Linked DNA regions of Mus musculus: region 1 is linked to region 2. The links are chromatin contacts, found by Hi-C in ENCODE. All regions are on one chromosome and are shown on one strand. Each heading gives the region's core, a stretch centred on a gene start or an enhancer-like site at or near the end of the contact. The rest is flanking DNA. Distances are from core to core; before and after follow the strand shown.

Region 1 (3,292 bases), core at 113-2,612, 120 kb after region 2:
AAAAAAAAAAAAGGAGGACGGACCACTCTCTGCTGTGTGACAGCTCTGCAGAGTAAATAGGGGAAATCACATCAAATCAAATACCTCACAATCATCCATATTTAACCACATTCTAATCATTGGAAAGATTAGAAACCATAAAAGCATGAGCTATTATAAGTAAATATAACATGTAGTTTTGAGACAAGAAACATTAGCTTAAATAGTAAAAATGAAGCTTTGAAATTCAAAGACCTGGATTTATGTTAGTATGTGAGTTTTAGAACTAATATTTTAGGAAAGGCAGACCACAGTAGAAGTTTCCTAAGAAATTATACCATACAGATGATTGTAGTAGGTTTTGTTAAAAAAAAAAAAAAGGGATAAAAAGAAAATTCTACTGCAAGCAGAACCCATTTCAATGAGCACAAAACCCAAGACATAGTTCTAATTTTGTTGTGGACCTTCACTTGTCTTTTTGGCTCCAGAACATACGTATAGCATTTTTCATTTCTGTATTCCTTAGAGTATAGACAATGGGGTTCAGCATGGGAGTGATGACAGTGTAGAACACAGACACAAGCTTGTCTTCAGTGAAGGCAGAGGAGGGTCTCATATAAATAAATGCACCAGGTCCAAAGTACAGGATGACCACTGTGATGTGTGAGGCACAGGTAGAGAGGGCCTTCCGTCTCCCCTCTGCAGAACGCTTCCTCAAGCTGATTAGGATGACAGCATAGGAGGACACCAAGATGAAGAGAGAGATTATAGAGAATAGACCACTGTTAGCCATTACAATAAACCTCTCCATAAAGGTGTCACTGCAAGCAAGCTTAAGTAATGGATGCAGGTCACAGAAGTAGTGGTCAATCACATTGGGACCACAGAAGGGCAATGGAATAGTGATGATGATCTGGATTATGGAGTGAATGAGGCCCCCCAGCCAGGAGCCAGCCACCAACATGTGACACACTTGACGACTCATGATGATCATGTAATGAAGAGGTTTGCAGATGGCCACATAGCGATCGTAGGCCATCATCACTAGCAAAATGATTTCAACAACACCAAAGAAATGGAAGAAGAATATCTGAGTTAGACAGCCCTTCAGAGAGATGGTTTTAACCTTAGCAAGTAAGTCAGTGATGAACTTAGGGGCAACTGTAGAGGAGTAGCAGATCTCCACCAGGGACAAGGAACTGAGGAAGAAGTACATGGGAGAATGTAAAGTCTTACTGATGCTGACTGTCACAAAAATAAGACCGTTGCCCAGCAATGTGGCCAGGTACACAGGAAGGAACAGCACAAAGCACACCTTCTGAACCTCTGGATCCTGGAAAAGGCCAGTGAAAATTAACTCAGTTACGTTATTTTCATGGACCATTGGGTCAGCTCACATGTGTTGAACATCAGATAATGGGAGAGCTGAAAAAAAGTCAAAGCATTGCAGCACAAGTTAATTTCACTAAAAGCACTCCCAAAAGCTCAGGCTGTTTTGCTAAATACTTACTACTCAGCCAGTACATTCTTATTCACCATTAAATGTTACTACTCTAGTGGGATAATTTATTATATTTTAATTCCCTTTAGCTATTAACAGAAAATAGAAGTCCAGAGAAATGGTTATTTATTAATAGTCACACACACACAGAAAAAATAACTCAGAATGAGTCTTTCTAACTTTCAGCCCGGGTATCTCTCTAAATATCATAAGGTGTTTTGAATTTAAGAGTTTAAGATACATTCTAGGTAGAAAGGTGGGGAGATGGATACATAGATCATGTATTTGTATTATCTTCATTGCATTTAATAGGTCTTCCTCTTGCATGTTCCTTTTGATGCCATTCTGCTCCAATTCTTTGTGTCCTTCTGTTCCTCAGAGAATTATTATATCTGAAGCATATAAATAACTCATATGCTTCATATGACTTGATCATTGACAAAGAATAGACATTTATTAGCTCATAGTTCTGCAAGCTGAGAAGACCAAAGCAAGTTCAGAATCAAGGGGCTTGCCTTCCCTCTGTGCCGTGGCATGGCAGAGATATCATATGGTGACTCAGAGCAAACCTAAGGAGAAAAGCTCCCTCTGGAGCAATGCCGCTCAGTCTTCACATCTACTGAAGCATGAGCAGAATAGGCCAGCATGATTCAGTCACCAACTAGAGATCAAACTCCCAAAATCATAAACTCACCAGGAAATAAAACTACACTTTATAGAGGACTATTTTCCTGTTCCTTCTGACCTTTCCCAATGTCTTCCATGCTGTGTCCAGTCCTCAGCTGTGCCAGTCCTCACTTTACTCAAGACAGAATCCTCTACATCTTCTAATGAATGTTCACATCTCTGAGAGTATTGGAATCACTAAATTCTCCACACTCTTCAACAATCATTTGCCACCATCTCCCACTAAGTCTATTGAGGGTCAGTCACCACAAAGAGACAGAGAAATTTCTCAATACCTCAGTAGGATCCAGTAAGTAGGAGTAACTGAGAGAAGATTAGATACAGAAAACACAGAGTGGATGAAAGGGAGAGGTTATGTTTCCAGACACAATAGGGTTGATGTCCATATGAACTCACAGAAACTGACAGCATGCACAAGACTTGCACAGGGCCAAGCCAGATAAAATCCCAGGATGGAGAAGGGGAAGAAGTGGGTGAAAGTCCCACCCCTAACCAAAAAGCTATGTTTCATTGAAAACTTCTAAGAAGGAGAAAAATCAATTTTCTCCCATTGAATAATACTGAGTATATCAACTACATTCCAGGACAGGCTTCACAGCAAGAAGTAACTGGCCCACACAAAACAGACTCAGGACTTTCCTGGGGTTTTTGAATGGTGGAGGTTTCTATGCTAGTATTAGGAGGGTGTTTACTCTTGCTTGTTTATTTGTTTGTTTTTTTTGGAAGAAAAAAGAACATGAAGTTAGGTTAGGAGGGGAATCTGGGAGTAGGAGAGGACTGGAAAATATTATTAAAATATAGTGTATGAATTTTTAATGAAAAAAATAATTAATAGACATTCAAAATCAATAAAAATGTATTATAGAACCAAAAAATGTTATGCTTGAAGAGAGAGGCCATTATATATTACTTCTATTTGAGTTGATGCCTAGAAACTCTGGACCCTACACAATTCTCTTCCTGACTGATGTCTCCTGTTTGAAGCATTATTTCTAAAATCATGTGCAAAGAAAAATATTCTTAAAACAACTTTAAACATACTGAACATGGTGAGTGGATAGGTGTGTTTGTTTTCCTAATTCAGGGACTAAATTTTACCACAGTCATTTGTGACATAAACCTCCA
Region 2 (2,925 bases), core at 309-2,808:
ATGATAGTTCAAATGCGCTTAAAGGATAGCAAAACTGTATTAATTTCAAAGACGGAGTTGACCGATGTGCAGTTCCAGAAGCTAAGAAAGCACTTCGAGACAGACCGTTACCCTAATGAGGAAACTCTGCAGGCCTTCGCTGAGGAACTCAAACTACAGAAAGACCTCATCAGATCCTGGTTCATCACTCAGCGTGACAGAATGAGGGGGTACAGACGGTTATTTATGCGCTACTACAGGGATTGGAAAACGTCCCGTGAGTACTCTACAACAAGAAGTTTCGACAGGCAGAAGAACTCCAAGGAGTGCTCTCAGAATGACCCTGGACTCCCCGAAGCGTTGGAAGCCTTGAAGAAGCTCAAGCTCTCTTCTGGGTATCAAAGCAGAGATGGCATGTCACAAGATTTCTGACTTTTCAACTTCTTTGTGGGGGCAGGCGTCTGTCTATGGGAGAAGGTACATTAATAATAAAGTGTGCATTCATAGAGTCGAAAAAAAAAATAATCTGATGTCGTTAATTTTTGGTTACCATTTTTTAATATCTCACAGAAAATAGACCCACTTCAATAATAGGTTATTTTTTTTAATCATTAGTTCTCCTTCACTTCATACCTATATTCTTTTTCCCCACAACTTCCTCACAGCATTTTTCACCTCTGCATTTCTGAGTGTGTAGATGATGGGATTCAGCATAGGGGTGATGACCGTGTAGAACACAGCCACAAGCTTGTCTTCAGTGAAAGTAGAGGAAGGTCTCATGTAGAGGAAGATGGCGGGTCCAAAGAACAAGACGACCACTGTGATGTGAGAGGCACAGGTGGAGAGGGCCTTGCGTCTCCCCTCTGCAGAATGCTTCCTCAAATTGACAAGGATGATGACATAGGAGGACACCAAGACAAGGAAGGAACACAGAGCAATTAAACCACTATTGGCCATTACAATGACACTCTCCACAAATGTATCAGTGCAAGCCAGCTTGAATAATGGCTGCAGGTCACAGAAGTAGTGGTCAATCACATTGGGACCACAGAAGGGCAACTGAATAGAGATAAGAACCTGAATTATAGAATGTAAAAAGCCCCCCAGCCAAGAAACAGCCACCAGCACGTGACACACTTGACGACTCATGATATTCATGTAATGAAGAGGTTTGCAGATGGCCACATAGCGGTCATAGGCCATCACCACAAGCAAAAATATCTCAGCCACTCCCAAGAAATGGAAGAAGAATATCTGAGCCAGACAGCCCTTCAGCGAGATGGTTTTAACCTTAGCAAGTAAGTCAGTGATGAACTTAGGGACAACAGTAGAAGAGTAACAGATCTCCACCAGGGACAAGGAGCTGAGGAAGATGTACATGGGAGAATGCAGACTCTTACTGACAATGACCATTGCAACAATGAGGCCATTGCCCAACACTGTGGCCAGGTACACAGGAAGGAACAGCACAAAGCACACCTTCTGCACATTTGGATCCTGGAAAAGGCCGGTGATGATCAATTCAGTCACGTTATTTTCCCTGGCCATGGATTCAGTTGAGGAGAAGTGAACATCAGGCAGTAAGTGTCCTAAAATAAAACATTGTAGCACCAGTTACATCATTTACAGGATGTCAGAGAAAACAACCCACTTACTAATCATTCCATTAGCCAACATGTAATAATTCAGAATTCACCATAGTACACTAACATTTTATGACATTTTGCTTTACTTAGTTTTATCATTGGAAAAGAGAAATCCATAGAAATGATTACTTGCCCATAACCACACATTTTGAATTTGGGCTGCCATTCAAGTTAAGAACATATATTTGTATACTCTTTACTACATTTTGATACCTCTTCTTCTTGAAGAATTCCCTTGACATATTTCTTCACATCTATTCTTTATTTCTTTCTTCTATGTCTCAAGGAGTATCCATTTTCTATTGTATCAATATATTAATGTAGGTGAGGTGAAAATATGTCTCACTAGTAATTTATGACTACCATTGTCACTATAAAATATAAAAAGAAACACTCACTTAGAAGTCAATCAAGGCTTATCACTTGGAAAGGTGATTAGCAGAAGAGAAACACCAAGGGCTAATGTAAAAGTTATGGTTGCTCTCATATTCCATTGTAAACATAAAAACCAGTACAATCACTCTAGAGAACAAACTGCCATCAAGTGTATGTACAGGTACTTCCATCAGTATGGTGCAAGGAGAGTCTAACTCTACACACAGGTGTTACGGGCAGTGTATGGGGCCATTTGGAACTGCTTTTGATGTAATTTTCCCAAACTTCACATTCAGGAATACCATCTTGGTATCTTAAAGTCAGTCAAGGTCACAGTATTTAAATATTGTAAATCATGAAACACAACAAATCAGATCTTTTTTATATTAAGAAGCATCATTTGCAGGTATATGACTTGATAGAGATGACCATGAGAGATTTTTCTTTCCTGATACAGTAATAGAACACTCCCAGCCACACCCTTCCCAAGGAGACAGGATGAACTTAGAAGAGATTAGGCATAGACAGCCCCTTACCCTCTCCTACTGTTAAATGAATATTTCAGATAAGATACTTCACGAGCTTCTGTCTATGTAGAATATAAGCATAACAGTGTGTTTGGTCAGGTACATCCAATGCTGCTGTGCCTGGTATTTATGTTTGCCTAACTCTTGAATAAACTATACAAAAGCTACTTGAGACAAATATAAGTCACCATCTTCTTTACCATCTTTATCACTAACAAGGCAATGCTTTCTGCTCACTCATGTGCCACTGCTCTGAATTACTTCACTGTTACATGAGGCAAAGATAGTAAATTTCCTACAAACATAGAATTATGAATTATACTATTTTACAAGAGAAAAATGTAATATATATACATATATATATATATGTATATATATATATATGGAGAGAGAGAGAG

What was found. A loop is a pair of places that touch in the nucleus more often than their neighbours do.
Region 1: a loop to region 2 is called in a map of T-helper 17 cell, with 4 times the contacts of the local background. The contact joins the promoter of Olfr1271 here to the promoter of Olfr1270 in region 2. A Hi-C loop is called at or near these places in 5 of 37 maps with a recorded cell type or tissue (T-helper 1 cell, T-helper 17 cell, T-helper 2 cell and 1 more).

What each region holds. Positions count from the first base shown.
Region 1 is chr2:90,265,066-90,268,357 of GRCm38, forward strand. It overlaps Olfr1271 (olfactory receptor 1271), which reads right to left and starts at 1,363. Exons shown (of 1, transcript NM_146793.1): 1 at 446-1,363. The coding sequence starts at 1,363. The coding sequence ends at 446.
Region 2 is chr2:90,148,478-90,151,402 of GRCm38, forward strand. Olfr1270 (olfactory receptor 1270) reads right to left here and starts at 1,559. Exons shown (of 1, transcript NM_146985.2): 1 at 542-1,559. The coding sequence starts at 1,527. The coding sequence ends at 613. It also overlaps a transcript of Olfr32 not described here.